Linked DNA regions of Homo sapiens: region 2 is linked to region 1. Evidence: chromatin loops called from intact Hi-C (ENCODE). Cell type or tissue: ascending aorta. All regions are shown on one strand. Each heading gives the region's core, and the rest is flanking DNA. Links, peaks and the distances in the headings are about the cores only.

Region 1 (16,345 bases), core at 4,450-12,449:
AAGGTGAGGGGATTGAGACCATCCTGGCCAACATGGTGAAACCCCGTCTCTACTAAAAATACAAAAATTAACCGGGTGTGGTGACGCGCGCTTCTAATCCCAGCTACTCAGGAGGCTGAGGCAGGAGGATCGCTTGAACCTGGGAGGTGGAGGTTGCAGTGAGCCGAGATCGTGCCATTGCACTCCAGCCTGAGCCACAGAGCCAGACTCCATCTCGAACAAAAAAAAAAAAAAAAGAAGTGGGCTCGGGTTAGAGGCAAGTTCTTTCATGCCTTCTCCCTTCTGAAATAGTAAATTGCAGCATCCAACTAGGCCAACGGGCTAGAAGTGAAACCCACCACTAGGATGGGAAGCAAAAAGTTCAAGCTGAGTCCCTAATAACTGTGGAGCTGCCATATTTACCCTGGACTGGCTACTTCTGGACTTCTTTTACATGGGAGAATAAATTCTTGTACTTTTCTGTTTCATTTTGTTGTTGCTGTTGTTATTGTTACATTCAACTCTATCAAAAACATAACTGATCAAGACTGGTGTGAAAGTCATGAGAATCAGAATGGGGTCACAAATGGTAAGAAAACCCTGAAAACAGAGCTGGGGGAGGCCATGAAAAGAGGGTTCTCAGGCTTGTATGCCTGATAACATAAACAATCACAAAAGACTGCAAAAATCATAATCCTCCACAAAAGCCATCACAACTTCACACAAGAAAATTCTTCTGCAAGGGCATTGACCCGGAGACTATCTGTCCAAACTCAGACTAGCATCACTCTTGTGATTGATCTTTGTGGTCAAGGATAATTATTTCAAAACAATTATGCAATCCTCCTCTTTTTTTTTTTGTCTGAGACAGAGTCTTGCTCCGTCACACAGGCTGGAGTGGAGTAGAGTGGCATGATCTCAGCTCACTGCAACCGCCATCTCACGGGTTCAAGCGATTCTCCTGCCTCAGTCTCCCCCAATAGCTGAGATTACAGGCACGCACCACCATGCCCAGCTAATTTTTTTGTATTTTTAGTAGAGACGGGGTTTCACCATGGTAGCCAGGCTGGTCTGGAACCCCCTGACCTCAGGTGATCCACCTGCCTTGGCCTCCCAAAGTGCTGGGATTACAGGTGTGAACCACCACACCCAGCCCCTCATTTTTATCTTTAAAAACCTTTGTCTTCCTTTACCTCCCTTGAATACGCATAGTTTACTAAGGCTTGTGTATTCCCATTGCAATGCTCTATTCCCAAAACAAACATCTTTTTTTAGAGAGCCTTTCTCTGTTTACTATTTAGGTTGATACTGGCAAAGGGAAAAAAGTATGTATCAGTTGCAGGATCCTTGACCTAGGCCTTTGCTACTCAAAGCGTGGTCCTGGAAGGGTAGTGTGGACATCACCTGGCAGCTCATTAGCAATGCAGAATCTCAGGCCCCACCCCAGACCCACTGAATCAGAACCCCTACTTTAACAAGACTGCCTCTACGCCCAGTTTTTGTTTTTACTTTTCAGCTATTTATTTTTTATTTCAATAACTTTTGGAGTACAAGTGGTTTTTGGTTACACGGATGAATTGTACAGTGGTGAAGTTTGAGATTTTGGCTCACCTGTCACCAGGTAGCATACATTGTACCCAATATGTAGTTTTTTATCCCTTACCTTCCTCCCACTCTCCCTGCTTCTGAATCGCCAATGGCCATTATACCTCTCTTTATGTCTCTGCTTACCCTATAGCTTAGCTCCCACTTATAAGTGAGAACATAGAGGTTTGTACATACAGATTTAGTCTTCCATTCCTGAGTTACTTCACTTAGAATAATAGCCTCCACTTCCATCCAAGTTGCTGCAAAAGAATGATTTTGTTCTTTTTGATGGCTAAGTAGTATTCCATGCTGTATTATGTTTGTTATGCCTGATAACATAAACACATTTTCTTTTTTTTTTTTTTTTTTTGAGACAGAGTCTTGCGCTGTTGCCCAGGCTGAGGTGCAGTGGCGCAATCTCAGCTCACTGCAAGCTCCGCCTCCCGGGTTAACGCCATTCTCTTGCCTCAGCCTCCCGAGTAGCTGGGACTACAGGCGCCCACCACCACGCCCAGCTAATTTTTTGTATCTTTAGTAGAGACAGGGTTTCACCATATTAGCCAGGATGGTCTCGATCTCCTGACCTCGTGATCCGCCCGCCTCGGCCTCCCAAAGTGCTGGGATTACAGGCGTGAGCCACTGCGCCCGGCCAAACACATTTTCTTTATCCACTTACCAGTTGATGGGCACTTAGGTTGGTTCCATATCTTTGCAATTGTGAATTGTGCTGTGATAAACACCATATGTGCAGTTTGAGAAGCACTGATGTAAATTCTCTTTAAAACAAACAAACAAACAAAAAAACAGACTAGATCGGACACAGTGGCTCATGCCTGTAATCCCAGCACTTTGGGAGGATGAGGCAGGTGGATCGCTTGAGGTCAGGAGTTTGAGACCACCCTGGCCAACATAGTGAAACCCGATCTCTACTAAAAATACAAAAATTAGCCAGGTGTGGTGGTGCACGCCTGTAATCCCAGCTACTGGGGAGGCTAAGGCAGGAGAGTCAGTTGTACCTGGGAGTCAAAGGTTGCAGTGAACTGAGATAGCGCCATTGCATACCAGCCTGGGTGACAGAGTGAGACTCTGTCCAAAAAGAAAGAAAAAAAAAAAAAACAGACTAAACACCATGGATACAAATGACTGGCTGAGCACTGTTTCTATTACCTCAATTTGTATCCTGAAGAAAAGACATAGAAATGCGACCCGATTTTGAGGTCAGACACCAAACATAATATTTTCAAACAACACATTTCTTGATAGGTTCAAAATGCAAAAATAAAAACAGATATAAAGGTTATAAGAAGTTTAGAAAAGAAAACTCTGGAGAGGCCGGGCATCGTGGCTCACACCTGTAATCCCAGCACTTTGGGAGGCTGAGGTGGGTGGATCGCTTGAGGCCAGGAGTTCAAGACCAGCCTGGCCAACATGGCAAAACCCCGTCTCTACTAAAAATACAAAAAAATTAGCTGGGCATAGTGGTGGGCGCCTGTAATCCCAGCTACTCGGAAGGGTGAGGCAGAAGAATCACTTGAACACAAGAGGCTGAGTTTGCAGTAAGCTAAGATTGTGCCACTGCATTCCAGCCTGGGCAACAGAGCGAGACTGTCTCAAAGAAACAAAAACAACCAAAAACAAACTTTGGTTTTTTTGAAGATATAATTCAAAATAAAGTAGATGCTTTACAAATGATAATCGAGCTGCCAAAATTCAGAAACAATAATTACTTTGACCATTCATTACACCACAGCTTTGTATTCTCACCTTTCAGTTACATCATATATATATTTCCTTAGGAACCACTAACTCTCTGACATATCAGCTTCCCAGCTGAAAATGCATTTACCTCTGCAGCATTTAGAATTAAAAATTATGTTTTCGATGTATATTTTCAGTCTGAAAATGTCTCCTCCACTCCCTGAAAACAACCCCAGCCAGTAAATGCAATTCTTTGAATAAATAAGGTGGGCTTTTTTGTTTGTTTTTTCATATATTCTGGCAGGGTCTTGCTCTGTTGCCCAGGCTGGAGTGCAGTGGCAGGATCACAGCTCACTACAGACTCCACCTCCTGGGCTCAAGCAGTCCTCCCACCTCAGCCTCCCGAGTAGCTGGGACTACAGGTACACACTATCATGCGCAGCTAATTTTAAAATTTTTGGTGGAGACGGAACCTCACTCTGTTGCTCAGGCTGATCTCTAACTCCTAGACTCAGGCAATCCTCCCGCCTCAGCCTCTTGAAGTGCTGGGATTACAGGTGTGAGCCACTGTGCCTAGCAAACAAGGTGTGTTGAATTAATTAATTTTAGTTAATTTCCAAATAATTTTTCTACAGCAGTTTTTAAAGATATTATGTACATACAATAAAATGCCCAGATCTTAATTATCCTACCAGATGACAATGTTATTAACCCATGTAATCCCCATGTCAATCAAGATATAGGACATTCCCATCACTCCAGAAAGTTCCAAGGAAATGTTTTTTCAGTATTCCCCAGCTGTACCTGCCACACAGAGGCGGACACTTCTACTGTGGGTTTCTTATTCTTATGTGGCCAGAAAATGGAACCAAAGATGATTTTACAACCGAAAGCTGATAAAATAGCATTAACAATGGTAAAGTTCCAAGTTGCCTATGAGTGTTTTTAATATGCTTTAATCTTCCATCAAAAACTTGTCTGATATGTGACTGTAAGGAATGAAAAAGACCTTGAGCTTGGTTCAATTAACAATGTAAATGTTGATATAATTGCCAAACATTGGCTATACTTATACGGTTTCTTGATCTCTCTATTTTCTTTAAGTAGGTTTAAGTGGGTTTTCTTCCAATGGGAAAAACGAGTACTCCTGCCTGACCATTTCTGATACCAAAGAGAGCTACAATATAGAGTGAAAACAGAAAATTCACTTGAAAAAAACTTTTGATTCTGTATTTGGGATTGAAGTTGTGCATTAGATAAGCTGACTGTTGTGTCTTTTGTTTTAGTCCAATATATTTTAAAATTGCATCCAGAGAGGAGTCTCTGAATGCCTTCTTCTTTCTTGGAATCAATTTACTCCATCAATTTGTCAGTAGGTCACTTTTAGGAGACAGGCAATGAAAACTGGCATAGTCATTCCAAGAAACTTATGAGAAAGGAACTTTTAGCTTTTGGTACACTGCAAATGTAAGTTATCAGTAGTATTAGTTTCACTCATAAACCCACGTAACAAAATTCTGAGGAATAATACCAACACAAAAAGCATGAGACCAAATATGATGCATTCCCAGTTATCCTTAATCAACATGTCCATATCCTAGAGAGTCACTTTTCTCTCTAATTACAAGTCACAAATGTGCTGGCATTGGAGATCAGAGCTCTGTTTTGGGGTGTGTCGCTGCATACTTGGGGGCCAGCTCTTGAATGAGATTCACATAGTCAGTTTTTTCTGCACAGGCCCTGCACTCCTCCCCCCAGCTATGCAGGATCTGCTTCAGCTCTGCCACTCTCATCTTCCGCAGGTCAACTGATGCCAAGTCCAGTGTTTTTTCTAAATGGCAAAAAGGAAAAAAGCCAATTACAAAATAAATGGAAAAAAAATCCCTATGAATCACTTCAAAAGGCATATAGTTTGCTTATCTTGGTGCTGACTACCCTATGATCCAAGGCAGGGAAGAATTCCAGTTTCCATGGAAACCAAGACACACCCAAGGAAAATGTGGTACAGCAGCCCTCTCTATCAGTGGGTTCTGCATCTGCAGATTCAACCAACAGCAGATCAAAAATATTCTAAACAAATTAAAGATAACACTACAACAATTAAAAAATACAAACAGGGCTGGGCACGGTGGCTCATGCCTGTAATCTCAGCACTTTGGGAGGCTGAGGCGGGAGGATTGCCTGAGGTCAGGAATTCGAGACCAGCCTGGCCAACATGGTGAAACCACACCTCTACTAAAAAAAGAAACAAAAAATTAGCCGGGCATGGCGGTGGCATGCCTGTAATCCCAGCTACTTGGGAGGCTGCGGCGGGAGAATTTCTGGAACTTGGGAGATGGAGGTTGCAGTGAGCCGAGATCACGCCATGCACTCCAGCCTGGGAAACAGATTGAGACTCTGTCTCAAAAAAAAAATACAAACAATACAGTATAACAACTATTTACAATGATATGGTTTGGATTTGTGTCTCCACTCAAATCTCACGAGGAATTGTAATCCCCGCTGTTGGAGGAGGGGCCTGTTGGAAGGTGATTGGATCATGGGGGTGGACTTCACCCTAGCTTTTCTCATGATAGTGAGTGAGTTCATGAGGGATCTGGTTGTTTCAAAGTGTAGCACCTCCCCCTTTGCGCTCTTCCTCTTGCTGCAGTCACGTAAGACATGCCTCTTCCTCTTTGCCTTCTGCCATGATTCTAAGTTTCCTGAGGCCTCCCCAGCCATGCTTCCTGTACAGCCTGTGGAGCTGTGAGCCAATTAAACCTCTTTTCTTTATAAATTACCCAGTCTTAGATAGTTCTTTTTCTTTTTTTTTTTTGAGACGGAGTCTCGCTTAGCCACCCAGGCTGGAGTGCAGTGGCATGATCTCTGCTCACTGCAACCACCATCTCCCTGGTTCAAGCGATTCTCCTGTCTCAGCCTCCCAAGTAGCTGGGATTACAGGCACCCACCATCATGCCCGGCTAATTTTTGTATTTTAGTAGAGACAGGGTTTCGCCATGTTGGCAAAGCTGATCTTGAACTTCTCACCTCAGCTGATCCGCCTGCCACGGCCTCCCAAAGTGCTGGAATTACAGGCGTGAGCCACCGCGCCTGGCCAATAGTTCTTTACAGCAATGCGGGAACAGACTAATACAAATAGCATTTTCATTGTATTAAGTATTATAAGTAATCTAGAGATGATTTAGAGTATACAGGAGGGAAGATGCACATGGGTTATATGCAAACACTTAAGCATCAGGATTTTAGTGTCTGAGTATGGTCCCAGAACCCCTCCTGCACAGGTACTGAAGGACAACAGTGTATACAAAGTTATTGGGATAATTTGTGTTTTTAATTTGACTTTCTTTCCAAGAGATTATACTTGCTTCAAAACTAAGGGCCTATGTAGTGCCACAATGTTTACTACCATTTGGAGCATTCTCAAGATCAGTATTCCTAAAACAAATAGCACTGTATCCAAATTGCTGCTGTTAAGGTAACAAGAAGGAAACTCATATATAAAAGGCAATCGGTTCCTTTGGGATGGCCTTGGTTTGCGGCCAACTTGAAACCCATAGATTGTAATTAACCAGCAAAAAGTTATGGTTCACTTTTTCTAGGAAGATGTATCTTCGGCAAAGCAAATGAGCACATACACATGACAAAGCACTATTGGGTTTTAAATAAAAATGTAAAGAAATGCAAACACGTGAATAAAATTAGGAATATTCTCGCTGAACCTTAATTGTTTGGGATCTCTGTTTTGAAACTCACCTGATGCCCAGCCCCTACTGGGATTAGGTTGCTAAATTATCACAGCAGGTACAGCCCTTTGTGTTATTCCCACTTCTCCAATGCTAGGGCTTTGGTGCCAGCCAACCTGGCTTCTAAAATTCTTGCCAATGATACTTGTCACCAACATCTAACCTCCTCTAGCAAGACTACTATTTCGCTGTTTATAGATTATGTGCAGAAAATATCAAGAACTCAGCTACTTCTCAATTGCTGAAAAGATTGAAAAAAAGCCCAAAATACAAAAAATAATAAGCTCATCTGTAATATACCAATAATTATAATTTTCCTATCAGAAAGAGGTACTTTTCCTCTTTCAAAAGAAAGTCTAGAGGGGCATGGGGGCACACACCTGTAATCCCAGCATCTCAGGAGGCTGAGGCAGGAGAATCTCTTGAACCCAGGAGGCTGAGGTTGCAGTAAGCAGAGATCATGCCACTGCACTCCAGCATGGGCAACAGAGTGAGACTGTCAAAAAAAAAAAAAGTGTCTTTTGCCCCTCCCCGCTTGTCCGGTGTTCACTTTGATAATGAATACAACATTTAAGTTTATTTATTAAACAACTAGTGGCAGCCTAGAATTTTTACAGCTTGACTTCTCTTGAAAGTTCTTTCTCTTTTTTACCTCTGAGTAGTAGAACACAACATTTAAAAACATTAAAAACCTAATATTTGTCAAATTATTTGTCAAAACCTTCCGGTAACTCTGTTCTAATTTAAAAGCTGGATGTTAAAAGACTTTTGTATTTAGAGGGTCAGCTATACACTGTGCTCCAGAAAACCCTTAAATTTTTATAGTGATTCCCTATCCTTTTTAAACACAAAGCAAGCAAATGAAAACATTCTTTCAGGTCAAAAACCAAATGGCACCTTCCTAATTGAAAACATACTCCAACTCCACACTTATCTTGCTTGTTAATTTCATGGCTGATCTGACAGAATACTTTTTAAAGTAGAAACTTGCATAGCCCAAATTATTAATCTCCCACAGCACAAAGGTCCCTGTTTAATCTTATCTTTCCTGCTAACAATAGCTGGGGAGGATAATTAAGAACTATTAGTCTATTCAAGATAAGAGGCTGAAGGAGAAAAATACATTTTTTTGTAAATGTCAGTAGTTTCTTTGAGTTTTTCTAGAGAACTTGGTATCTGGCATTAATTTTAAAAAGAGGAAAACCTCTGTGATGCCCCAAAACTCCAAAGTAAAGGTCCACACAAAGATTAAAACTAGTTCATAGCTCCCCAAGGGCCTCTAGTGGCCAGCATCGCCAAAACATTAGGTAGTCATTTCGTCTCAATAATATCTGATTTTTCTATTGTTTAAGGAGCCCTGTAAGATCCCTAGGATATAGGAGAAGGTATTCACAACAAATTTGTTGAATTTAAAAAATCAAAAGAGGTTTGTGATATTGGCTTTTATTTATTTTTATTTTATCTATTTATTTTTCAGATGGGGTTTCACTCTGCCACTCAGGCTGGAGTACAGTGAAAAAAATCACAGCTCACCAGAGCCTTGACCTCCCAGGCTCAGGTGATCCTCCCACCTCAGTCTCCTGAGTAGTTAGGACTATAGGCGCTCAACACCACACCTGGCTAATTTTTGTATTTTTGTAGAGACAGGGTTTCACCATGTTGCCCAGGTTGGTCTTGAACTCCTGGGCTCAAATGATCCTCCTTTCTTGGCCTCCCAAAGTGCTGAGGTTACAAGTGTGAGCTGCCGCGCCCGGCCAAGTTTGTGAATATTGTTTATATGGACTCAGTGATTTCTGCCCCTATTTCATGGCTTGGAAGCCAATAAAAAAGGGATGCCTACTCTAATAACTACCCTGGAAGTTAGGGCTTGTGCTTTGCAAGTTAAGAAATAGGTTGTCTGTGGTAACTTTCAACCTTAAACCTACTTAAAGCTAGCTATGTGGCTATGGTGCATAGGACTATTACACGGCTGTGTTGGAAAATAAGACTAAAATAACTTAGAGGTGGATGCTAATTACTTAGGTAGTTGACAGTACTACACTGGGTATGTAATGCATGCAAAACAATGACTTAAGCAAAAGGAATGAGTGGGATTTCAGGTGTCAAGGATAGGCTGAGGAAGGAATTCCACATCCTTTTATGATACCCACTCAATCTACCCAAATGTCTAGCCCAGATACAAATCATGATAAAAGATCTATCCATGTGAAATGTATGGGGCCAAGGATAACATTTTAAAATAGGACATCTCCTGGCCGGGCATGGTGGCTTACGCCTGTCATCCTAGCACTTTGAGAGGACAAGGCAGGTGGATCACCTGAGGTCAGGAGTTCAAGACCAGCCTGGCCAACATGGTGAAACCTCGTCTCTAATAAAAATACAAAAATTAGCCAGGCGTGGTGGTGCATGCCTGTAATCCCAGCTACTCGGGAGGCTCCGGCAGGAGAATCGCTTGAACCCACGAGGCAGAGATTGCAGTGAGCCAAGATCGCACCACTGCACTCCAGCCTGGGTGATAGAGCGAGACTTCCCCTCAAAAAAAAAAAAAAAAAAAAAAGGACATCTCCTTCCTTTTCTTGCTGTTTGTTTTGGGCACCCTCTGATAAGCTATTTTACCAGGAAAAACCTGACTTGATGTGAATAACCAATTTCCCAAAATTTAAAGCTGGCAGAATGGTAGCTCTGCCTAGGAAGGAAGTCATAGTCATCTTTACATCTTCAAAGTCCTTGTATCATCTTTGAATAGGTACTAGTTTTGTTTTAATAGATTACCAAGATCCAAATCACCAGGAGTAGCTGCTCTCTCTATATGTTGAGATTTTCCTTGACATACGTATCTGGCTTTGCCTTGGTGTGTTAGGAGTCTAAACTCTGTGATTTCAGTGGCAATTTTTTTTTTTTAAGACAGAGTCTTGCTCTATCACCCAGGCTGGAGTGCAGTGGCGGGATCTGGGCTCATTGCAACCTCTGCCTCCCGGGTTCAAGCGATTCTCCTGCCTCAGCCTCCCGAGTAGGTGGGACTATAGCTGCCCGCCACCACACCCGGCTAATTTTTTTGTATTTTTTTAGTAGAGACAGGGTTTACCATATTGGCCAGGCTGGTACTTGAACTCCTGACCTTGCGATCCGCCCGTCTCGGCCTCCCAAAGTGCTGGGATGAAAGGCCTGAGCCACCGCGCCAGGCCTCATTGGCAATTTTAACCTAATGCTGATTATGCCTGTACTATTTATTTGTCTTCCCTCAACGAAACTCAAATGCCCATAGGTACCATTCATCAGCCAAGCAACTTATTGATGAGTGGTGAATTTCTTTCCTTTTAACACTGAATTTTTAGAAGACATGGCCCCAACTTTAGAGGTTTGGGAATCCATTGGACCTACTGGGAAAAACACGGGGCTGTGTTATACCATATTTCAGCTCACAGATCTGGCTATCCAACTTCTTCAGCTTCTCACAAATCTTCATTGCAGGCATATGCACACTCATTGGGCGAGTGACTTCACTTAGGATCTTTGTGGCTGCGTCTTTTGTGGCTCCTAGATAATAGCACTGAAGGAAAATGAAGAGAATTGAGTGTTCCAGACAATGAAGACATTCAGTATCATTCCAGTAATGAAGGAATACAGTATCAAGAAGAAAGAGGTAGGCTGGACATGGTGGCTCACGCCTGTAATCCCAGCACTTTGGGAGGTTGAGGAGGGCAGATCATTTGAGGTCAGGAGTTCTAGACCAGCCTGGTCAACATGGTGAAACCCCATCTCTACTAAAACTACAAAAATTAGCCAGGTGTGCTTGCTTGAACCAAGGAGGTGGAGGTTGCAGTGAGCCAAGATCATGCCAGGGCACTCCAGCCTGGGTGACAGAGTGAGACTCCATCTCAAAAAAAAAGAAGAAGAAGAAAAGAAGAAGAAGGAGAAGAAGAAGCAGCAGAAGAAGCAGAAGCAGAAGAAGAAGAAGGAGAAGAAGAAGAAGAAGAAGAAGAAGAAGAAGAAGAAGAAGAAGAAGAAGAAGAAGAAGAAGAAGAAGCAGCAGCAGCAGCAGCAGCAGCAGCAGAAGCAGGAGAAGGAGAAGGAGAAGGAGAAGAAGAAGAAGAAGCAGAAGCAGCAGCAGAAGCAGAAGCAGCAGAAGAAGAAGAAGAAGAAGAAGAAGCAGAAGCAGAAGCAGCAGCAGAAGAAGCATAAGAAGCAGTAGAAGAAGCAGCAGAAGAAGCAGTAGAAGCAGCAGAAGCAGCAGCAGAAGAAGCAGCAGAAGTGGAGGAATCAGAAGCAGCAGAAGCAGAAGCAGCAGAAGCAGAAGAAGAGCAGCAGCAGAAGAAGAAGCAGAAGAAGCAGCAGCAGCAGCAGAAGCAGCAGAAGCAGCAGAAGAAAGAAGCAGAAGAAGCAGAAGAAGAAAGAAGCAGAAGAAGAAGAAAAAGAAGAAGAAGAAGAAGAAAAAGAAGCAGCAGAAGCAGCAGAAGCAGAAGAAGAAGAAAGAAGAAGAGAGGTTAACCTGCTGACTAAGCCACCAGGAAACAAGTGACTCCATTCTCGTGATCATCCTAATTAGATGTGCCCTACAATTCACATGGTGTTAAAAGACTAATGAGAAGAGCTGACACTAAGTGTTTTCTCTGTGCCAGGTGCTGCTCTCAGTGCTTTAAAGGTATTAACTTATTTATGTCTCACAACAATCCTGTGAAATAAGTACTATTAGTATCTGTATTTTATACCCAAGCCAACTGAAGGTCCCCAGATCTAGCAATAGAAGAGACAGAATTATAAAACCCAGCACTTTGGCTCTAGAGCCCATGTCTTTTCCCATCAGGCAATTCTGACATTCAAGCTCCCTGACTTCAAAATTTTACATTTAAAAATATAAACGTTGGCTGGGCACAGTGGCTCACACCTGTAATCCCAGCACTTTGGGAGGCCAAGGCGGGTGAATCACTTGAGCTCAGGAGTTCGAGATCAGCCTGGGCTACAAGGCCAAACCCCGTCTCTACAAAAAAAAAAAAAAAAAAAAAAAAATCCAAAAATTATCTGGGCATGGTGGCATGTGCCTTAGTCCCAGATACTTGGGAAGCTGAGGTGGAAGGATCACTTGAACCTGGGAGGTTGAGGTTCCAGTGAGGAAAGATCACTGGGACGCCAGCCTGGGTGACAGAGGGAGACCCTGTCTCAAAAAAATATAGATAGATAGACCTTAATGATACGGATAAATGGCATGAGCTTTACAACATGGCCATGGTGAACAGCCAACATGCAGATGTAACTGACAATCTGACAATTTTAGGGAAAAAGGAATTGGCCCCAAATTGTCTTAAGTGATATAAAACAGTATATTGAAACAAGCCATATGTGTATGCCCAGGAAACACCATATTAATGTGATTAGAAGAAAATATAAATACTTTATTAATTATGTATAAATAATAATGTAAAATATTTTGATAAGTTTGATTAATTGTCTTGGTAAGAAATGGAAAGCCCACCCACTCTTAGGATGCTAAATTCTTATTGGGAATTCAGTTTCATAATTTCATTTAAGAAAACGTAGAATTGGGCTGGGCATGGTAGCTCATTCTTGTAATCCCAGCACTTTGGGAGGCTGAGGTGGGTGGATCACCTGAGGTCAGGAGTTCAAGACCACCCTGGCCAACATGGTGAATCCCTGTCTCTACTAAAAATACATAATTAGCAGGGTGTGGTGGTGCACACCCGTAATCCTAGCTACTCGGGAGGCTAAGGCACAAGAATGCTTTGAACCCAGGAGGCAGAGGTTGCAGTGAGCTGAGATGATGATACTGCACTCTAGCCTGGGCAACAGAGCAAGACTCTGTCTCAGAAAAAGAAAAAAGAAAACATAGAATTGGTTATCTGTGGTGTACTCAGAAAGTAAAGTAACACTGGAAATATTCTGGATGAAAACACGCAGAACTACATGTCACTGGAAGATGGATTTCTGCTTGCTGCGTGCTCTAAAATGGACATACTTGAGGCAAACATGTAAGTAGGAGGACTTCACGTCTAAGAAATGAAACTATTAGCAGTATTCTTCAAGCACATGGGGAAAATGAAAGGTGAAATTTACTATACCAGGCGGTTTTCTTTTCCTTTGGTGTCCAAGCAAAAACTGATCAATTCTTTCTCTATAGTGTCCAGCGAAAAGTTAACTCCTCTGTCTATCAGTGACTTGTAGAATCGGTTCAAGAATTCTTTACATACTGGAAGGAACAAATAAATATGTCTGCATGCACAACTTAACCACTACCACACCTATGCATATGACCCACTAACCACATTTAAAAGTCTATATGGGGCTGGGCATGGTGGCTTACCCCTGTAATCCTAGCACTTTGAGAGGCTGAGGTGGGCAGATCACAAGGTCAGGATATCGAGACCATCCCGGCCAACATGGTGAAATCCTCTCTCTACTAAAATACAAAAAATTAGCCAGGCATGGTGGCGCGTGCCTATAGTCCCAGCTACTCAGGAGGCTGAGGCAGGAGAATCACTTGAACCCAGCAGGTGGAGATTGCAGTGAGCCGAGATCTTACCACTGCACTCCAGCCTGGCGACAGAGCAAGACTCCATCTCACACACAAAAAAAGAAACGTCCATATGAGTCAATGCTTCATGACAGTGGATTCCAATGCTAAGTAAGAATGATTTGGGGGCCAGGCATGGTGGCTCACACCTGTAATCCCAGCACTTTGGGAGGCAGAAGCAGAAAGATCACTTGAGCCCAGGAGTTTGGAGCCAGTCTGGACCACATAGTGAGACCTTGTCTCTACTAAAAAAAAAACACAAAAAAACAAAAACAAAAAAACACCAGGCATGATGGTGAATGCCTGTCGTGTCAGCTACTCGAGAGGCTGAGGTGGGAGGGTCACTTAAGCCCGGCAGATGGAGGCTGCAGTGAGCTATGATCAAGCCACTGCACTGCAGCCTGGGTGACAGAGTGAGACCCTGTCTCAAGAAAATTAAAAATATAAATAAAAAGAATGATTTCAGGCCTGTTGCTATTAGTTTAGTATTGGGCCTAAATGCAGTGGACACATTGTAACAGCATATTGAATCAATCAATCATTGGAACGAAGTTCTACCTAAAATGATAACTTTTCCACAAAATTTGGCTAACCCTAAAATAAAATAGGCTATCATCTTGGGACAGCATAATTGTAAGCACAGAGAAAAACCTGAATAAGAATCCTGAATGAAGCCCCTTGGTGATCTGCATAAGTCTTTATTTCCATCGTTATGAGCCTAAAGTGAAATCAGGCTGGGCATAGTGGATCACACCTGTAATCCCAACACTTTGCAAGGCCAAGGCGAGAGGATCTCTTGAGGCCAGGAGTTTGAGACCTGCCTGGGCAACACAGTAAGACTCTGTCTCTGCACACACCTGTGGTCCCAGCTACTGAGGAGGCTAAAATGGGAGGCTTGTTAGGTCATTTCTTCTAGTTCCTTATATCTTGAAGATACTTTCAAGCTTGTTTTTTATATCTTTAAACACACTAAACTTAATTATGATCTGTGTGTGAAAATTTCAATATCTGAAGTCTTCAGAGTTTTTTTTGTTTGTTTGTTTGTTTTTTAAGACGAAGTCTCGCTCTGTTCACCCAGGCTTAAGTGCAATGGCGCAATCTCAACTCTCTGCAACCTCTGCCTCCCTGGCTCAAGTGATTCTCCTGCCTCAGCCCCCCAAGTAGCTGCGATTACAGGCGCTCGCCACCACACCCTGCTAATTTTTATATTTTCAGTAGATACGAGGTTTCACCATGTTGGCCAGGCTGGTCTCAAACTCCTGACCTCAAGTGATCTGCCCATCTCGGCCTCCCAAAGCGCTGGGATTACAGCCACTGCATCAGGCCCAGAGTACGTTTCTATTTGTTGTTGTTTCTATAGGTTCTTGTTCCTGGTGCCTCGTTTCTTTGTGTGCTTGCTTATTTTGCGCCACACGATACTCATACGTCTCAAAACTTATTTGTGAAGATTGTTTGAAGCCTGAGATGAAGGAGCATTATTTCCAGTAAGGATTTGTATTTGTATTTCTCAGGGACTAAGGGCAACTAGCCAGGCACTGCTTTAAACTAAATATATAGCTTGAAGTTTTTGGGCCCCGATGTGAATTTTGGCTGCAAATACAAGTGAGGGACGTTTTGTTGTTATCATTTCTCAGAGATATATATTTTTTCTTTTTTCTACTTTGCTCAGTGTCAAGGTAAATTTCCTTATAGTCCCCTATGGGTAGGGATGGGTTCGGTTTATGTTCTATGTTTCTTTAAACATAAAAAAACATAACTTCTATGCCTGATTATTCCAATACCTGAAGCCACTGCAGGGGTGTGCCTCTTCTGTTTTTTGTTCCAGCTGGCTCTCACTTATGTGCCCTTCTTCCCTAGGGGTTCATGACTTTTCTAAGTGGCAGCTCTATTTCTTAGAACTTTAACTGTATGAATTCTTTGAGGACTAGGTTGAATGTGGGTTCCTGTAAGTAAGACTCACATTTGCTGGCTGGGCACGGTGGCTTATGCCTGTAATCCCAGCACTTTGGGAGGCCAAGGTGAGTGGATCACCTGAGGTCAGGAGTTCGAGACCAGCCTGGCCAATATGATGAAACCCCGTCTCTACTAAAAATACAAAAATTAGCCAGGAGTGGTGGCAGGTGCCTGTAATCCCAGCTACTTGGGAGGCTGAGGCAGGAGAAATGCTTGAACCCGGGAGGCGGAGGTTGCAGTGAGCCGAGATCACACCATTATACTCCAGTCTGGGCGACAAGAGTGAAACTCCGTCTCAAAAAACAAAACAAGACAAAAACAAAAACAAGACTCACATTTGCTGATTCCTGAGGGTATGATCTACTTAAAATCACTTTCAACTAAATTATCAGTTCGAGATGTTTCAGATCATCCTAGTAGTGTGAATGGGGCCTTTGACCCCTACCTATGTGCACGAGCTTGTAATTATGAGTTATCAAGAAAGTTTTGTTTTTCCTTTTATCAGTAAAAATGTTCAAGTGAAACCATTTCTTTTAGTCTCTAAAGATGGAAATAGGTTGTAGTTACTTTCAGTTCACCCTTTATAATGAAGGGCTAGGTCTTTGGGGCCCTGAATTAGTTGGTAGAGGATCTGCTCTCACTCTCCTAACTTGGAAATGCCTGGGACTTGTGTTTATTTAGCCAAAACCATGAAAACTTCAGTTCAGATCACCTGGCTAACAAATGCTCCCAGGTAAAGCCAGCTTCAGTGCTCCCTTCAACCCCCTGGACTCCCACTTCCACTCTGTGGTTGGCTTCTGGGTATGCCTTCCCAACTCATACTTTACAATATTTTCACATTTTTATTTTATCCAGTATT
Region 2 (16,345 bases), core at 3,373-11,372, 71 kb before region 1:
GTTTTCAATTGTTTGGAATTGTTTCAGGAGAAATGGTACAGCTCCTCTTTGTACCTCTGGTAGAATTCAGCTGTAAAACTGTCTGGTCCTGGGTAGTTCTTTGTTTGTTTTTTGTTTTTGTTTGTTTGTTTTTATTTTTGTTTTTGGTTGGTAGGCTATTTATTATTGCCTCAATTTCAGAACTTGTTATTGGTCTATTCAGGGATTTGCCTTCTTCCTGGTTCAGTCTTGGGAGGATATATGTGTCCAGGAATTTATCAATTTCTTCTAGATTTTCCAGTTCATTCGCATAGAGGTGTTTATAGGATTCTCTGATGGTTGTTTGCATTTCTGTGGGGTCAGTGGTGATATCCCCTTTATCATTTTTTATTGTCTATTTGGTTCTTCTCTCTTTTCTTCTTTGTTAGTCTAGTTAGTGGTCTATTTCATTATTTTTTTTCAAAAAACCAACTCCTGGATTTGCTAATTTTTTGAAGGGTTTTTCATGTCTCTATCTCCTTCAGTTCCTCTCTGGTCTTGGTTATTTCTTGTCTTTTGCTAGTTTTGGGGTTTGTTTGCTCTTGGTTCTCTAGTTCTTTTCGCTGTGATGTTAGGATGTCAGTTTGAGATCTTTCTAGCTTTTTGATGTAGGCATTTAGTTCTATAAATTTCTCTCTTAACACTACTTTAGCTGCATCCCAGAAATTCTGGTATATTGTCTTTTTGTTCTTATTGGTTTCAAAGACCTTCTTGATTTCTGCCTTAATTTCATTATTTACCCAGGAGTCATTCAGGAGCAAATTGTTCGATTTCCATGTAGTTGTGTGGTTTTGAGTGAGTTTCTTAATCTTGAGTTCTAATTTGTCTGCTCTTTGGTCTGAGAGACTGTTTATTATTATCTCTGTTATTTTGCATTTGCTGAGGAGTATTTTACTTCCAATTATGTGGTTGATTTTAGTGAGTGCCATGTGTTGCTGAGAAGAATGTATATTCTCTTCTTTTTGAGTGGAGAGTTCTGTAGATATATATCAAGTCCACTTAATCCAGAGCTGAGTTCAGGTTCTGAATAACCTTGTTAATTTTCTGTCTCAATGATCTGCCTAATATTGACAGTGGGGTGTTAAAGTGTCCCATTATTATTGCGTAGGAGTCTAAGTCTCTTTGTAGGTCACTAAGAACTTGTTTTATGAATCTGGGTGCTCCTGTATTGAGTGTATATATATATATGATAGCTCTTCTTGTTGAGTTGATCCCTTTACCACCATTATGAATGCCTTTCTTTGTCTTTTTTGATCTTTGTTAGTTTAAAGTCTGTTTTGCCAGAAACTAGAATTGCAACCCTGCTTTTTTCTGGTTGTCATTTGCTTGATAAATTTTCCTCCATCCCTTTATTTTGAGCCTATGTGTGTCTTTGCATGTGAGATAGGTCTCTTGAATCAGCACACCAATGGGTTTTGACTCTTTAGCCAGCTTGCCATTCTGTGTCTTTTAATTGGGGCATTTAGTCCATTTACAATTAAGGTTAATATTGTATGTGTGGATTTGACCCTGTCATCATCATGCTAGCTGGTTATTTTGCAGACTTGTTGAGTAGTTGCTTCATAGTGTCACTGTTCTTTGTATTTCAGTGAGTTTTTGCAGTGGCTAGTAATGCTTTTTCCTTTCCATATTTAGTGCTTCCTTCAGGAGCTCTTGCAAGGCAGGCCTGGTGGTGATGTATTTCCTCAGCATTTGCTTGTCTGAAAAGGATTTTATTTCTCCTTTGCTTATGAAGCTTAGTTTGGCCAGATATAAAATTCTGGGTTGGAAATTCTTTTCTTTAAGAATGTTGAATATTGACCCCCAATGTCTTTTGACTTGTTGGGTTTCTACTGAGAGGTCCACTGTCAGTCTGATGGGCTTCCCTTTGTAGGTGACCTGACCTTTCTCTCTGGCTGTCCTTAACATTTTTTCTTTCATATCAACCTTGGAGAATCTGATGACTGTGTGTCTTAGGGTTGATCTTCTCATGGAGTATCTTACTGGGGTTCTCTGAATTTCCTGAATTTGAATGTTGATCTATCTTGTCAGGTTGGGGAAGTTCTGGATGATATCCTGAAGTATGTTTTCCAACTTGGTTCTATTCTCCCCGTCTCTTTCAAGTACCCCAGTCAGTCGTAGGTTTGGTCTTTTTACATAATCCCATCATTCTTGGAGGTGTTGTTCATTCCTTTTCATTCTTTTTTCTCTGATAGTGTCTGCCTGTCTTATTTCAGCAAGATAGCCTTTAAGCTCTGAAATTCTTTCCTCTACTTGATCAATTTGGCTATTGATACTTGTGGTTGCATTATGATGGTCTTGTGTTGCGTTTCTCAGCTCCATCAGGTCATTTATGTTCCTCTCTAAACTGGTTATTCTGGTTAACAGCTCCTGTAATATTTTATCGTGGTTCTTAGCTTCTTTGCATTGGGTTAGAACATGCTCCTTTAGCTCAGCAAAGTTCATTATTACTCGCCTTCTGAAGCCAACTTCTGTCAATTCATACATCTCAGCCTCTGCCCAGTTCTGTGCTCTTGTTGGAGATGTGTTGTGATCATTTGGAGAAGAGGCACTCTCATTTTTGAGTTTTCAGTATTTTTTATTGCTTCTTTCTCATCTTTGTGAGTTTATCTAGCTTCAATCTGTGTGGCTGCTGGCTTTTGGATGGAGTTTTGTAAGGATTTTTTTGTTGATGCTGTTGTTGTTGTTGTTGCTTTCTGTTTGTTTTTCTTTTACCATTCAGGCCCCTCTTCCATAGGGTGGCTGCAGTTTGCTGGGGGTCCACTCCAGATCCTATGCATCTGGGTTCCTCCCACACCTGGAGGTGTCACCAGTGGAGGCTGCAGAACCACAAAGATGGCTGCCTGCTCCTTCCTCTGGGATCTCTGTCTCAGAGAGGCACCAAGCTAATGCCAGCAGGAACACTCCTGTATAAGGTATCTGGCAACCCCTGTTGGGGGTGTCTCACCCAGTCAGGAGGCACAGGATCTGGGACCCAATTAATGAAGCACTCTGGCTGCCCCTTGGTGGAGGGGGTGCACTGTACCCCAAAGAGTCTTCATAATCTTCAGAATAAAATTCAAACTCCTCAGCAAGCCATGCAAAGCTCTTATGATCCATCTCTGCCTGTCCCTCCATCCCCAGCCCACCAAGTTCCTTGCAACCACATGCAGCTACAGTGAAGTTCTTCTTCCTGAAACACACTCACCCTCCTTTGCCCTGGCAATTCCCAATTATCCTTCAAGATTCAATTTATGTGTTGCCTCCTCTGATGAGGTGGCTCAGTGCATACTTCTATCAAAGCACTTACTGTACCATTCTAATTTTGTTTACTTGTCTATTTTAGCAACTAGATTGTGGGCTACTTAAGAAGAAAGTCATTTCTTCTATCTCTATATTTTCAGAAGTAATCACAGTGCCTGGCTTGTAATAAGTGCTCAATAAATGTACGTTGAAAGAATGAGTGAATGTCCTCAAGTTGGGAAGCAGCACATGGGGGTCAAGGTCAGCTCTAATAGAGGGTAGTGGACATCTGTCATTCTTTTTGGCCACCTAGTATCTGAACTTTCCTTCTATGTCTATGGAATTCCTCGCTTTGAGTTTCAGGAGGAAGCAGAGCCTACCTCCCAATCTAGATGCTGATGATATCAGTAGCTAACTAGTCCCATCTTTCCTGTATCTGTGGCATTAGCTCTGACCTGACTTCTTACAATCTGAGGTATGTCCCCACCCCAAGACTGAATGGGAAGCTAGCAGCTTAAAGTAGAAGAACTGGAAACAGTGGCCACTAAGCAAATTTGCATTCTTGGCCCGACAACAGTGGTCTGGTGTTGCCAGCCAGCAGAATCAGAGGACCAGGCTGCAGCCTCTGAGGTCAAAGTTGCAGCAGAGCGGTCACCAGGCTGGGTCTGCAGCAGTCTGGGGTGTGGTCCCTGGATGTCAGCCCAGAGCCTAATTCTCCAGTGTCCTGGTGACTCCATTTCTATTGCTTGCAACTACAAACCCTGACTAATACCGAGAGGTTTTGAAGGTACAGCTTGTCACCAAGATGTAGCACAACGAAAACCAGGTAAAATTCCAGGGCCCTCAAGGCCTGAGCAACCCCCAGAGGGACCATGTGGCCTCCTTGCTTAAGCGCCCACTGGCCTGGATTTTACCCACTTCTTCCTCAAAGCAGGGTGTAAGAATAGATCTGATTATACCTTTGGGATCTAGAGTAACTTTCCTTTAAAATAAGAAAAAGAGCCAGAATGCTTCTCGTAGAGCCCAAGCCTCTGTGTTCTCTGGTGTGCTCGGAGTTCAGCACCAGATGAGACAATCCAAGGGCTGCGAGAGGCTGGAGCTTAGTGCCAGCCACCCTTTCCGGAAGGGATGAATTGCCAAGGTGGAAAGGCTATGTTTATAAGCCAGGAAACAATGCCACTTAGAAGAAACAAAAACCCAGACTGTGTGATCTGCCAGACTCTTAAAAGCCAGCTTGTCTGAGGATCCAGGGCCTGATTGAGACTCTGAGGGGTGACTGCCGGATGGAAGGCTGTGCCCTCCGTGTGACCTAATGCACTGTCAGCTCCGCCCCACCAGTGAGGTCCTCCTTCCCCTTCCCCCTCTCAATCAATCTGGCAGTGCCTTGTTCCTTCTTCCTGGCTAAAATCTACTCAGCATATCAAAGCTAGAATGTGAGTTCATCCATTTACTAAAACACATACTTCATTATATAATAATTTCCCCTGGCCCTAGCACCCTTTCTCCCTGGTCAAATGAATAATGTAACAGCCTTACTAGAACCAAGTCATGACCAAAGTTCACATCCCAGCCACAGCGAGGCCTTCGCAGAGATGGGAACCGAGCCAGCAGCCCAGGAGCTGCTTATTCCATATCCCTCTATCTGGACCATCTCTCCCCATTGCCCTCTTCCATCCCAGGGAGCAGGGGCACCATCCTCCCTACCATCCCGCTGAAGTCCCTAAAATTGCCAGCAACCATGTCTTTTGAGAAAAGGCACAGTTCCAAAACCACATTATGCCAACACAAATGTGTTATGGAGGGGTCATGAGAGCCACTAGCACGTCCACAAAGAGTTCTTGAGAGAATGAAACCTAAGGTCAGAAACAGGGAAGGAAAGATAGGTCTAATCCCACCTGGGAACGCCAGGAAGGCTGCCATGCAGGAGGCACCTCAGAGGCCATCTTGAAGAGCGAGGGGGTGGGGCCTAAGGCACCTGGGAACTCCGGAAGTTGGAAGCGAACAGCTCCAGCGAGGAGGGCACCAGGAAAAAATCACCCTGGGCCAGAAGAACAATATGGAGGCAAAGCCAGGATGAAAACCCATTGGTAGCATCCTCAAGGCTTTCTTATGGAAGAAGAATTGCTCTCACCCACAAGCGTCTTCTAAAGGTATCCCCAGAGACAACTGCCTGTGGCTAAAGCCAAGACTTGGGGCATGGGGTGTCTTTGGAAACCAGGGGAGCCACATCGTAACGGAAAGACATAAACATAGAACTCCCTAGAAAAGCATTTTTTTAAAGCACTGCAAGCCGAGCATGGTGGCTCAAGCCTGTAATCCCAGCACTTTGGGAGAGCAAGGTGGGTGGATCATTTGAGGTCGGGAGTTCAAGACCAGCCTGGCCAACATGGTGAAACCCTGTCTCTATTAAAAATACAAAAATTAGCTGGGCGGGATGGTGCACACCTGTAATCCCAGCTACTCGGGAGCCTGAGGCGGGAGAATCGCTTGAACCCGGGAGGGGGAGGTTGCAGTGAGCTGAGATCACGCCACTGCACTCCAGCCTGGGCAACAGAGTGAGACTCTGTCTCAAAAACAATAAAATAGCACTGCAAAGCTATCAAAGGCAACACCGTTCTAGTCTCAGTTGGATATGTGGCTCATGCCTGTAACCCTGGCACTCTGGGAGGCTGAGATGGGGGAATTGCTTGAGCCTAGGAGTTTGAGACCAGCTTGGGTAACACAGTGAGATGCTGTCTCTACAAAAAAATTTTAAAAATTACCTGGGTGGTGCATGCTTCTAGACGGGAAGGGGGCTCCAAGGGTGGCTTCTTGGAGAGGGATGGGACAGAGTGGGGACCTGAAGGCTGTGGGGTGCATGGGCAGATGCTGGACACCCCTCAGGGTACCATGAGGAATCAGGGGTGGGCACGATGGGGGAGCTTGGCCTCCAGCTTTTTCACTCTTGTTCCAGTTCAGCAATCAGGAGCAGACCTGCCCAAGGCATGGTTTCCATGGTGGCACATCTGGGAGGGGCCTGGCCCCATGTGCTGTTGACATCCGCTAGGTAATGAGGAGGAAGCACATGGGCCCCAGCTGGGCAGATGGGCTCTGCACATCTGCTGCCTCCCTTCCTCATTAGGGTCCCAGGGGAGCGGCGGAATCCAGACACAAAGACCCCACCCCAGCCTCCCCAAGGAGGATGCACACATGGGTTTCCAATGCAACTCTTCATTATTAAAACGAGAGGACGTTTTGGGAAAATGTTTGATGTTTGTACAATTTCTCATACACAGCCCTTGTCCTGCCAGGAGCTAAGTGTGCTTGGACCATACAGCATGGCCTGTGCTTGCTTTTGTGAGCAGAACAGTCCAGCTGGGAAACCACCACTGAGAAGGGGAGTCTGAAAACCTAGGCTGTTCGAAGCACTGGGCAGAGCTCCCAGGGAAGACAAGTTGAATAGAGTGAACTTATATGGGATTTTTTTCTTTTTTTTCTTAGAGACAGGGTCCAGCTCTGTCACCCAGGCTGGAGTGCAGTGATGTGATCAGAGCTCATTACAGCCTTTACCTCCTGGGCTAAAGCGATCCTCCAACTCAGCTTCCCAAAGTGATGGAAATTACAGCCGTGAGCCACTACTCCCGGCCTCCTTATAAGGAAATTATTTGAAAAAACTGTGAGGAGTCCTGGGATCCCCAGAGATCTATCGACCCTACACAGCTGCTTCTAGAGTTGACTCTGTGTTCCGCAAGAGCTGCAGGGCCAAGAGCTTGAGGAAGTGCCAGGCTGCTGAGAGAAGGTTGTAACGCACCGAGACTGAAGCCCAGGCCTGGGCTTCCACTTCCGCCTCCAAAGGAGGTAAAGGGCTGGGAACAAGACCAGTGAGTTTCCCAAATGGCTGGGAAGGTGAGAAGTTTGCAAAATGAATGAAGGGAATCAGAAAATAGGTTTAATCCATGGCACCTCCCTTGCTCTGGGTTTCTGGTGTTTTTGAAATACCCACTGGTTTCCCTATTGTGATATTTACTGGGCCAAGGAGGATTTTTTTCCATTTCAGACTGATGTCACTCCCAGCCTGTTGGTTTCCCAATATCCCATCTGCTGAGGCAGCAGACTCCCGCAGGGAGCCTAAGCCATGGGCTGTGGCCAGAGAGACAGGCAATCCATCCTTCCTGTTTGTGCTCAGCCTGGAAAGTGAAGCCTGGAAAAAGGGACTCAACCAATCTCCCTGACTTGAGGGCTTCTCCCCTTTTGCCCCTCACTCACCTCTTTGCAGTGTGATCATCTCTGAGCCTCCCTCCAGGGAGGAAGGACAGAGTGCCTGGAAGGCATCCAGCTTTGCAGTTTCTCGATCCTGTACCCTGAGAGGTTTCCCTATCCCATTCTACCAGCAAAACATTCAGACGAGTGTTTTGCTTCTTTTCTGGGAGGTAGTCCAGATACAAAGACATATAGGTTCTAGTAAACCTCGGTTGTGAATAAGAAGAGTTTTAGTATAGGACGCAAACTGTCAATCCTGATGTAAGTGAACCACGCTGTGGAGTTTAATCGCATCGTGTATGTGGGACCTCTGTGTGGGAAAGAATCTGTTGGCGACTATAAGATGAATGCATCAGACTCATAAAAGCTGGCCAGGTTTGGTGGTTCACACCTGTAATCCCAGCAGTTTGGGAGATGGAGCCAGGTGGCTTGCTGAGCCACAGGAGTTCAAGACCAGCCTGGGCAATGTGGCGAGACCCCATCTCTACAAAAAATACAAAAATTAGCCGGGTGTGGTGGCACATGCCTGTGGTCCCAGCTACTTTGGAGGCTGAGGCCAGAGGACTGCTTTAGCCAAGGAGGTTGAGGCTACAGTGAGCTGTGATCACACCACTGTACTCCAGCTTGGGCAACAGAGCAAGACCCTGTCTCAAAAAAAAAAAAAATGACTCATAAAAGCTTAGCCATTCAAATAGCACATTGTATAAGAGAAATGCCAAGACTGAGTAATTTTATCCACTAAGTATAATTTTAATAAAGTATCAGTGTTCCCAAAGTACAAAGCTGACCCTCTAAAGTTTCTAGCTCAAAAGCTATTTATGGCATTACCAAAAAGATGGTAAAAAGAGTGATCGTAGTTGTCAGTGTGTAGACACACACAGACACAAACACAACACACAGAAACACAGGCAGAGCACACACGCATGTTCACACTGCACACAAAGGTATACACTCAGAAACACACATACATATCAATACACACATAAAAAGTTTTTATGATCACCCTTTTCCCAACAACCCAAGCTCTGCCACTGGCTCCTAACCAGGATAGCAATGGTGACAAGGAGTGATGGATGGGAGCTTAAAACCCCGTTACATCAAAGCCGTGAAGATTAGATTAAAAACCAAGCTCTCCCTCTCTATCCCAACACCTTCATCATGGGAGGTCTTCCTCAAACTTGCTGATGCTCAAGTGAAATTCACAATATACAGGAAGAACTTCTAGATTTTACCAGAGAGCACCAGTGTAATTATCTGGTGCTTAGTTAACTCCCAAAGTGAAATCGAGCTCATCTTTTTCAGTTTTCCTCAGATCCATTATGTTTGTTGTGTGTAGATGGTTGGGAAGGAAATAAGGGGAAAGGAATGAAATAAAAAGTTAAGGGTAAATGTTTCCATGACTGACTTTTGTTTACTTCAATTTTTTACTTCACATCTGTTCTTCCATGAGAATGATAAATTTTACTGTTTCTCAAAGAAGAGAAGAAAATATGCTTAACATTTCCATTTTAGTAACCAGAGAAAGTATTTTATGATTTGTTTCCCCAAATTTCAACATCTTCCCCCCACCTATATAAAATATAACAAATACTATGGCTAAAAAAAAAATCTTGAATCCAACTAACCAATTTTTTATATCATAGATGAAAAGTCTTTTTTTTCTTTTTTTTTTTTTTTTGAGACAAAGTCTTGCTGTCACCCAGGCTGGAGTGCAGTGGCACCATCTCAGCTCACTGCAACTCCTGCCTCCTGGGTTCAAGCGATTCTCCCCACTCATCCTCCCTAGCAGCTGGGATTACAGGCATGTGCCACCATGCCTGGCTAATTTTTGTATTTTTGGTAGGGACAGGGTTTTGCCATGTTGGCCAGACTGGTCTCAAACTCCTGACCTCAGGTGATCCACCCGTGTCAGCCTCCCAAATTGCTAGGATTACAGGCGTGAGCCACCTTGCCCGGCCACCAGTGAAAATTCTTAAAGGGAAAATGAATCCAAATAATTTGTGAAATGCATCTGCAGGGGTCGTGGAGCCTCTTCTGAGTCCACGGTGCCCCTGTCCTGCTGAATGGCAATGTGCTATGGGAAAGACTTCGTCACTCCCAGCTCCAGAGGTGAGACCTGACTTGACTAATCCAAGCAGAGTGGTCTTATCCCTTAAACACGAGGACAACAGAAGAAAGTCCATGAGTTTTTCTATGGTTGGAAAAGGAATGTGCCCTCTCCCTGCTCATCTCTCTCTTCCAGCTGAACGAGGATGTGATGATCTAAAACCCTCAGAACTACTGGCAGCCATGTGGCCAGCAAGAGGGGAGTCAGCTTCTAAAGGGAGCTGACATCGTGAAAAGCAGAGGCCACGTGGAAGGAGCTGGTCTTCGGTGCCATCTTTGAGCCACTGCATCAAGCCACTGTGATGCCTGCCCTGACTCTGGCCTTTTCAGTAACAGAAGCTGTACTTTTCTTAGTCGTTTGAGCTGTGATTTGTGCCTGTAAGATGCAGATGCACCTTGATAGGTACAGCACATCTGCTGTGTTTCTGCAACCATACGGATAATTTTATTTTCCTTATTGCAATCCATTACATCCTGAATATTCACAAACATCTTTCCTTTTAAAATTATCAAGTCAAAGATAAAATACAGACCTGGGGAAAATGAAAAGTAGTTCTTAACACCAAGCTTGGATTTGATTCCTAACTGCGTTTCTGAGGTCATCTCTGCTTACCAGGGCCAGGAATTGAGTCAAGAGCTGCTTTAATGGCAGTTTAATTTACCTGACAATATTTTCATTGCCAGAGAAAAGCATATTTTAGATGAATAGAAACTTAAAAACCAACCAGTTGAGCCAAGTCATAAACATAGTAGTTTCATGACTTGACACTTCTGTGGAGTATTTAACACCAACCATGGTCTAAATGAAACTTAAAATAATTCAAGGGTCCTGGAGAAATCTATTTTGAGCATGAACAAGTCCCATTAGGTAGCAGGCCAGGGTTGGGTATAGGAGAGTAGAACTACCAGCCATAGAATCAAAAGTAAGATTCCCCACCTGAGGTCAGGAGTTCAAGACCAACCTGGCCAACATGGTGAAACCCCATCTCTACAAAAATACAAAAATTAGCTGGGCATGATGGTGGGTGCCTGTAATCCCAGCTACTCAGGAGGCTGAGATGGGAGAATTGCTTGAACCTGGGAGGCAGAGGTTGTGTGAGATTCTGTCTCAAAAAAAAAAAAAAGAAAAAAGAAAAGAAAGTAAGATTCCCCAGGCAAAGGCTCTGTAGACACCATGCTACACACCATCATCCTCAATTTAATCCTGTCAATCAATTCCCTTGTAACTATTCTCTCTAGAAATCTCACCATTGATTCCTTTTTCATCCATCCTTCTCCAGAGAACACCTTTTCACTCACCGAAACGAAACTCAGCACAAAATCCATAATCACAAGGTGTTTATATCTTTAAGATGATGAGGAAAGAACTCAGGACACTGAATTATCATGAAAGGCTCCAAATTTTAGAGACAAATGTGACATCATTGCCTTAGAAACTTCTTATCTACACCCCATCCCCAAATTTTCAGAAGAGTAAATTTTACTCTGAAAGTTTAAGAGATGAGCTCAATATCCATTGAGCACGTTGGTGGGGGACTAAAGCTCAGGCTTTTCTGACTCCAAAACCCAATAAATATACACTACTATATATTTGTTTATGTGTCTGACTGTCCCACCAGACTGTGAAAAATTTAAGGGCAGGGGCTCTTTTTTTCCTTTTTATCTATTATGATTGGCACCTAGAGCAGGCCCTGGCACATAGGAAGAGCTTAATAAATGTTTATTGAACAAATTAAAGGATGGATCAATAAAATCAAAATCAGGGGGAGCTTTATGGTATAGTGCCTTCATATATTCTTCTCACTTAATCTGTTTAATATTGTGAATATTTCTGTGGCCCATTCATTATTCTACAAATTGATGAAAATATTAATAAATTAATTCTCTTCATCAAACTCTTTGTGATAGTCTTGGGTGTCAATTTGGCTAGGGCACAGTACCTAGGTATTTAATCAAACACGAATCCAGGAGTAGCTGTGAAAGTATTTTGTAGATATGGTTAACATCTACAATCAGCTGACTTTAAATAAAGCCTTGATCGTGTGGGTGGGCCTCATCCAATCATTCAATGGCTTTAAGAAGAAAGACTGGGGTTTCCCAACAAAAAAGGATTCTGCCTCAAGACTGCAGCATCCAGCGAGGTTGTGGAGAAAAGGGAATGCTTATCCACTGATGGTGGGTGTGTAAATTAGTTCAGCCATTGTGGAGGACAGTGTGGTGATTCTTCAAAGACTTAAAGACAGAAATACCATTTAACCCAGCAATCCCATTACCGGGTATACACCCAAAGGAATACAAATTGTTCTACCATAAAGGCATGCATGCGTATGTTTATTGCAACACTGCTCACAATAGCAAAGACATGAAATCAACCTAAATGCCCATCAATGATAGACTAGATAAGAAAATGTGGTATATATGCACCATGGATTACTATGCAGCCATAAAAAGAAACGAGATCATGTCATTTGCAGGGACATGGATGGAACTGGAGGCCATCATTCTTAGCAAACTAACACAAGAACAGAAAACCAAATATCGTGTGTTCTTACTTATAAGTGGGAGCTAAATGATGAGAACACATAGACACACAGAGGGGAACAACACACACTGGGGCCTTTTGGAGGGTGGAGCAGGGAGAGGATCAGGAAAAATAACTAATGGGTACTAGGCTTAATACCTGGATGATAAAATAGTCTCTACAACAAACCCCCATGACACAAGTTTACATATGTAACACCAAATCTGCACTTGTAACCCTAAACTTAAAAGTTAAAATAAATAAATAATAAAACATTTTTTAAAACCAACCAAACAAAAACCATACAAGTTGCTCTAGGGTTGGGAATTTTGTTTAATGCATCCTATGTACCTAATATAGTCAATGTTTCTTAGCAAATAATAGATTCACAATAAATATTTTTGCTGACTGAAAAAAAAAAAAAAAGACTGCAGTGTCCAATCCTGCCTGAGTTTCCAGGCTGCTAACCTGTCCTGTGAATGTTGGACTTGCCGGCCCCTATAACTGCATGGATCAACTCCTTAAAATGTATCTCTCTCTCTCTCTGTTCTGTGTTCTCTCTCTCTCTATCTCTCTCAGTTCTGTTTCTTGAAAGAACCCTGGCTAACAAACTATTCAGTGAGCCAGACGGAGCGAATCCAAAATTTCCCTGCAGAAAGTTGAGAGATTGAGAGGGCAGTCTGTGTGATGCAAGAAACCACTGCCTGATGACTTCCGCAGGCAGCTGGAGAGGTGTGAATGAGACCTTAAGGCTGCAATGTCACATAGTGAAGCCCAAGCAGGAAATCTCTAGCAGCTAAAGAAAAGACGTTACCTTTGAGGATTTCTTAAAGCAGGCAGGGCCTTTTTCTCATAACGTCCAAGGTAAAAGGAAAACAAGATCTCCCGTTGAAATCATTTGGTTGGAATCCATTCTAGAGAAGGAAGGATAAAACCCTTCTGCCATTTTTCTTCTTTATTCTCTTCACAAAACCATCTGGTTGGGTTTTTTGTTTTTGTTTCTGTTTTTTTCTTGGAGGGACAAGTCACGGAGCTTGAAGGTAAGTTTTGAAAGATCTCCAGTTAGTTGCCAAGTATATAATTATGCTTTGGAGATGAATATTTGAAGGATGCCACCAATTCTCTTTGCAAGATAGGAGGGGAAAAAAAGTCTCTGTGCAGCGCTCATAAGCAGAACAATTTTTAAGTTTCAAAGGAGATTTGACAAGGCATCACTTACAGATTGTGAAAGAGTAATTTAAAAACGGTGAATACGTCATGGAAACTTCCTTTTCCCTTCCTACTTTGTTCTGCCCCTGACTTGACAAAGCAATGGCCAGGAATCCTTCACACCTGGTAGTGGGAACTGTTTTCCTTAAGGAATTTAGAAAATTGCGAGGATAACGGAAGCTGTTGCATGATGCTGACTAGGATATTTCATTGCCTATTTCACGGAAATACTGCCAGCCAGTTCTCAGAGCCCGGCTTTCACAAATCCTCGGTCTCCATGAAGTAGCTCAGTGGTTCCCAATTCTGGCTGCGTGTTAGAATTACTAGAGGGAGGTTTTTAAAAATACGGGTGCCATAGTTCCATCTCCGAACAATTAACTACCAAGTTCTGGGGTGTTAGCATTAATATTAGTAACTTTTTAAAAACTCCCCCAAGTGATTCTGAGCATCCAAGAGCAGCGCAGGGCCTGACAGCCTCTGCACTGGGTGGGAGTAGAGCATGGCACAGGTGGCCCTAGATGCCCAGCCGGGCTCCCCGTCTGGAGCGAGTGCCAATAGGCCAGCCCCTGAGAAATCCAGGAGTGTGAAATATTCATCTTAAGTTAAAAGTCTGAGGCCGCGAGTGCTGGCACACCTGCAACCCCAGGACTTTGGGAGGCTGAGGCGAGAGGATCACTTGAGGTCAGCAGTTGCAGGCTAAAGTGAGCTAGGGTCACCACTGTACTCCAGCCTGGGCAACAAAGCAAGACCCTCTCAGAAAAAAAAAAAAAAAAAAAAAAAAGCCAGGCACAGAGGCTCATGCCTGTAATCCCAGCACTTTGGGAGGCCGAGGCAGGTGGATCACCTGAGGTTGGGAGTTCGAGACCAGCCTGACCAACATGGAGAAACCCCATCTCTACTAAAAATACAAAATTAGCCAGGTGTGGTGGCGCATGACTGTAATCCCAGCTACTCAAGAGGCTGAGGCAGGAAATCGCTTGAACCCAGGAGGTGGAGGTTGCAGTGAGCCGAGATCGCACCACTGCACTTCCAGCCTGGGCAACAAGAGTGAAACTCTGTCTCAAAAAATAAATAAATAAATAAATAAATAAATAAATAAATAAATAAAAAGCAGCAAAGGTCTGGGCTGCTGACATGCATTCCCACGTAGGTGAAAGAAGTATAGAACAAACAGTGCCAGCAGACTGACTTTTATTTTTTTTAAATCTTTGTTCTTTAAGCATTTTCATTTCAACACTGTCTGCTCATATAGCCACTATTCTGGCCCCTTCTCTGCCATTCTTTCCTGGCGCCATCCCCAACACCCATTTCTGGTCTGGTGCCCTCTCCTGGGCTGCCAGGCACTTGGTGCTTACCTCAGTTGACGCACTTATCAAATGACACTGCTGTATATTTGTTTCTGTGTCTGACTCTCCCACTAGACTATGAAGAACTTGAGGATGGGGGCGCTGTCATTTTGTCTTTTTATCTATTAAGATTAGCACCTAGAACAATGCCTGGCACCTAGAGGGCATTTAATGAATGTTTATTGAATAAATTAAAGGATAAACCAATAAAATCAAAATTGAGGAGGTGTTTATGGTATAGAGCCTTCTTTTTTTTTCTTTTTTTTTAGATGGAGTCTCACCTCTGCTGTGCAGGTTGGAGTGCAGTAGTGCGATCTCGGTTCACTGCAACCTCCACCTCCCGGACACAAGTGATTCTTGTGTCTCAGCCTCCCGAGTGTCTGCGACTACAGGTGCCCACCAGCATGTCCGGCTAACTTATGTATTTTTAGTAGAGCCAGGGTTCCACCATGTTGGCCGGGCTGGTCTCAAACTCCTGACCTCAGGTGATCCACTCCCCTTGGTCTCCCTAAGTGCTGGGATTACAGGCGTGAGCCACCGTGCCTAGCCAAGCCTTCATCTATTCTTATTTCATCTTTGTTTATCATTGCTAATATTTTTGTGATCCATTCATTATTCTAGAACTTGATAGAAACAATTTAAGGCCACGTGGGAGAATAGGTTCCAAGATAATTTTTTTCCCTTGAAGAAGGAACTGTGTATTATTCAGATTTGAAACACAGTACTCAGAAAATTTTATTTTCAAGTGAACTCTGCTAGAGGGAATGGTTTCCTTTTGGCTGTCCTCTTCACCCATTTCCTGGCCCCTCACTGAAATTTCTTGCACGGCAGAGAACGAACCTCTGGATGTGCCAGTTTTCCGGTTTGCAAAATGAGGATAATCGCTTTTATGACTGCAGTACTATATTAGAAAGAGCAACTGCTTATACAGAACTTTAAGCATTACAGGAGAAAATATAGAATACTAATAACATAAATAATGATACCACTGAATCAGGAACAGAAGAAAACAAACAGATGCATTTACCTTATTATTCTCTGCGACATTAATAGCACATGGAGAAGCATATAAATAGCACTGGTCACATTAATGAGACACCAAACTATATTAAGCATATTGCCAAGAAGAGATGTACGTTTTTTCACAATTTTAGCTTTACGATCCATCTGGTTGAGGTTTTTTCTGATATGCAGAGAACTCAATATCTAAAAGATGTTTTTAGTTTATCTGATTTAAGGATGAAGGATGTAATCTTGCACTTAATGGGTTACTGTCTAAATTGGAGAGCAAAGCCAAAGACATATATTACAGTTCCAGGTGGGCGGATCACTTGAGGTCAGGAGTTTGAGGCCAGCCTGGTCAACATGGTGAAACCCCGTCTCTACTAAAACTACAAAAATTAGCTCAGCATGGTGGCACATGCTTGTAATTTCAGCTACTCGAGAGACTGAGGCAGGAGAATCGCTTGAACCCGGGAGGCGAAGGTTGCAGTGAGCTGAGATCGTGCCACTGCACTCCAGCCTGGGCGACAGAGCAAGACTCCGTTTCAAAAAAAAAAAAAAAAAAAAAAAAAGAAAGACATATCGTTAAGCTAGAGGGTGTTTAATGAGAAAAAAGTAATTAATTTAATCAGGAACACATAATTTCAAATAAAATCTTTAACAGGTTATTTCTTTTGTGCTT

What was found. Peaks named below come from ENCODE experiments on the same cell type or tissue, not always from the same donor. Only the 100,000 strongest peaks of a DNase experiment are listed, where the experiment ranks them.
Region 2: it touches region 1 in a loop (2.1-fold over the local background); 4 of 110 quality-filtered maps call a loop at or near these places.

Annotation. Positions count from the first base shown.
Region 1 is chr10:14,815,064-14,831,408 of GRCh38, forward strand. CDNF (cerebral dopamine neurotrophic factor) reads right to left here. Exons shown (of 4, transcript NM_001029954.3): 2 at 13,082-13,209; 3 at 10,416-10,557; 4 at 4,182-5,095. The coding sequence ends at 4,917. Among named protein-coding and RNA genes, the nearest start is that of CDNF, 15 kb to the right of the region's middle. In ascending aorta, for the core only: CTCF peaks have their summits at 5,308 and 8,293; DNase peaks (open chromatin) are centred at 5,026 and 5,247.
Region 2 is chr10:14,744,802-14,761,146 of GRCh38, forward strand. All of the region lies in intron 1 of FAM107B (family with sequence similarity 107 member B), which reads right to left. Among named protein-coding and RNA genes, the nearest start is that of FAM107B, 22 kb to the right of the region's middle. RefSeq lists an enhancer at 6,664-7,581. In ascending aorta, for the core only: no CTCF peak of the experiment used is centred there; DNase peaks (open chromatin) are centred at 3,843, 4,544, 7,000 and 7,340; H3K27ac peaks cover 4,092 bases.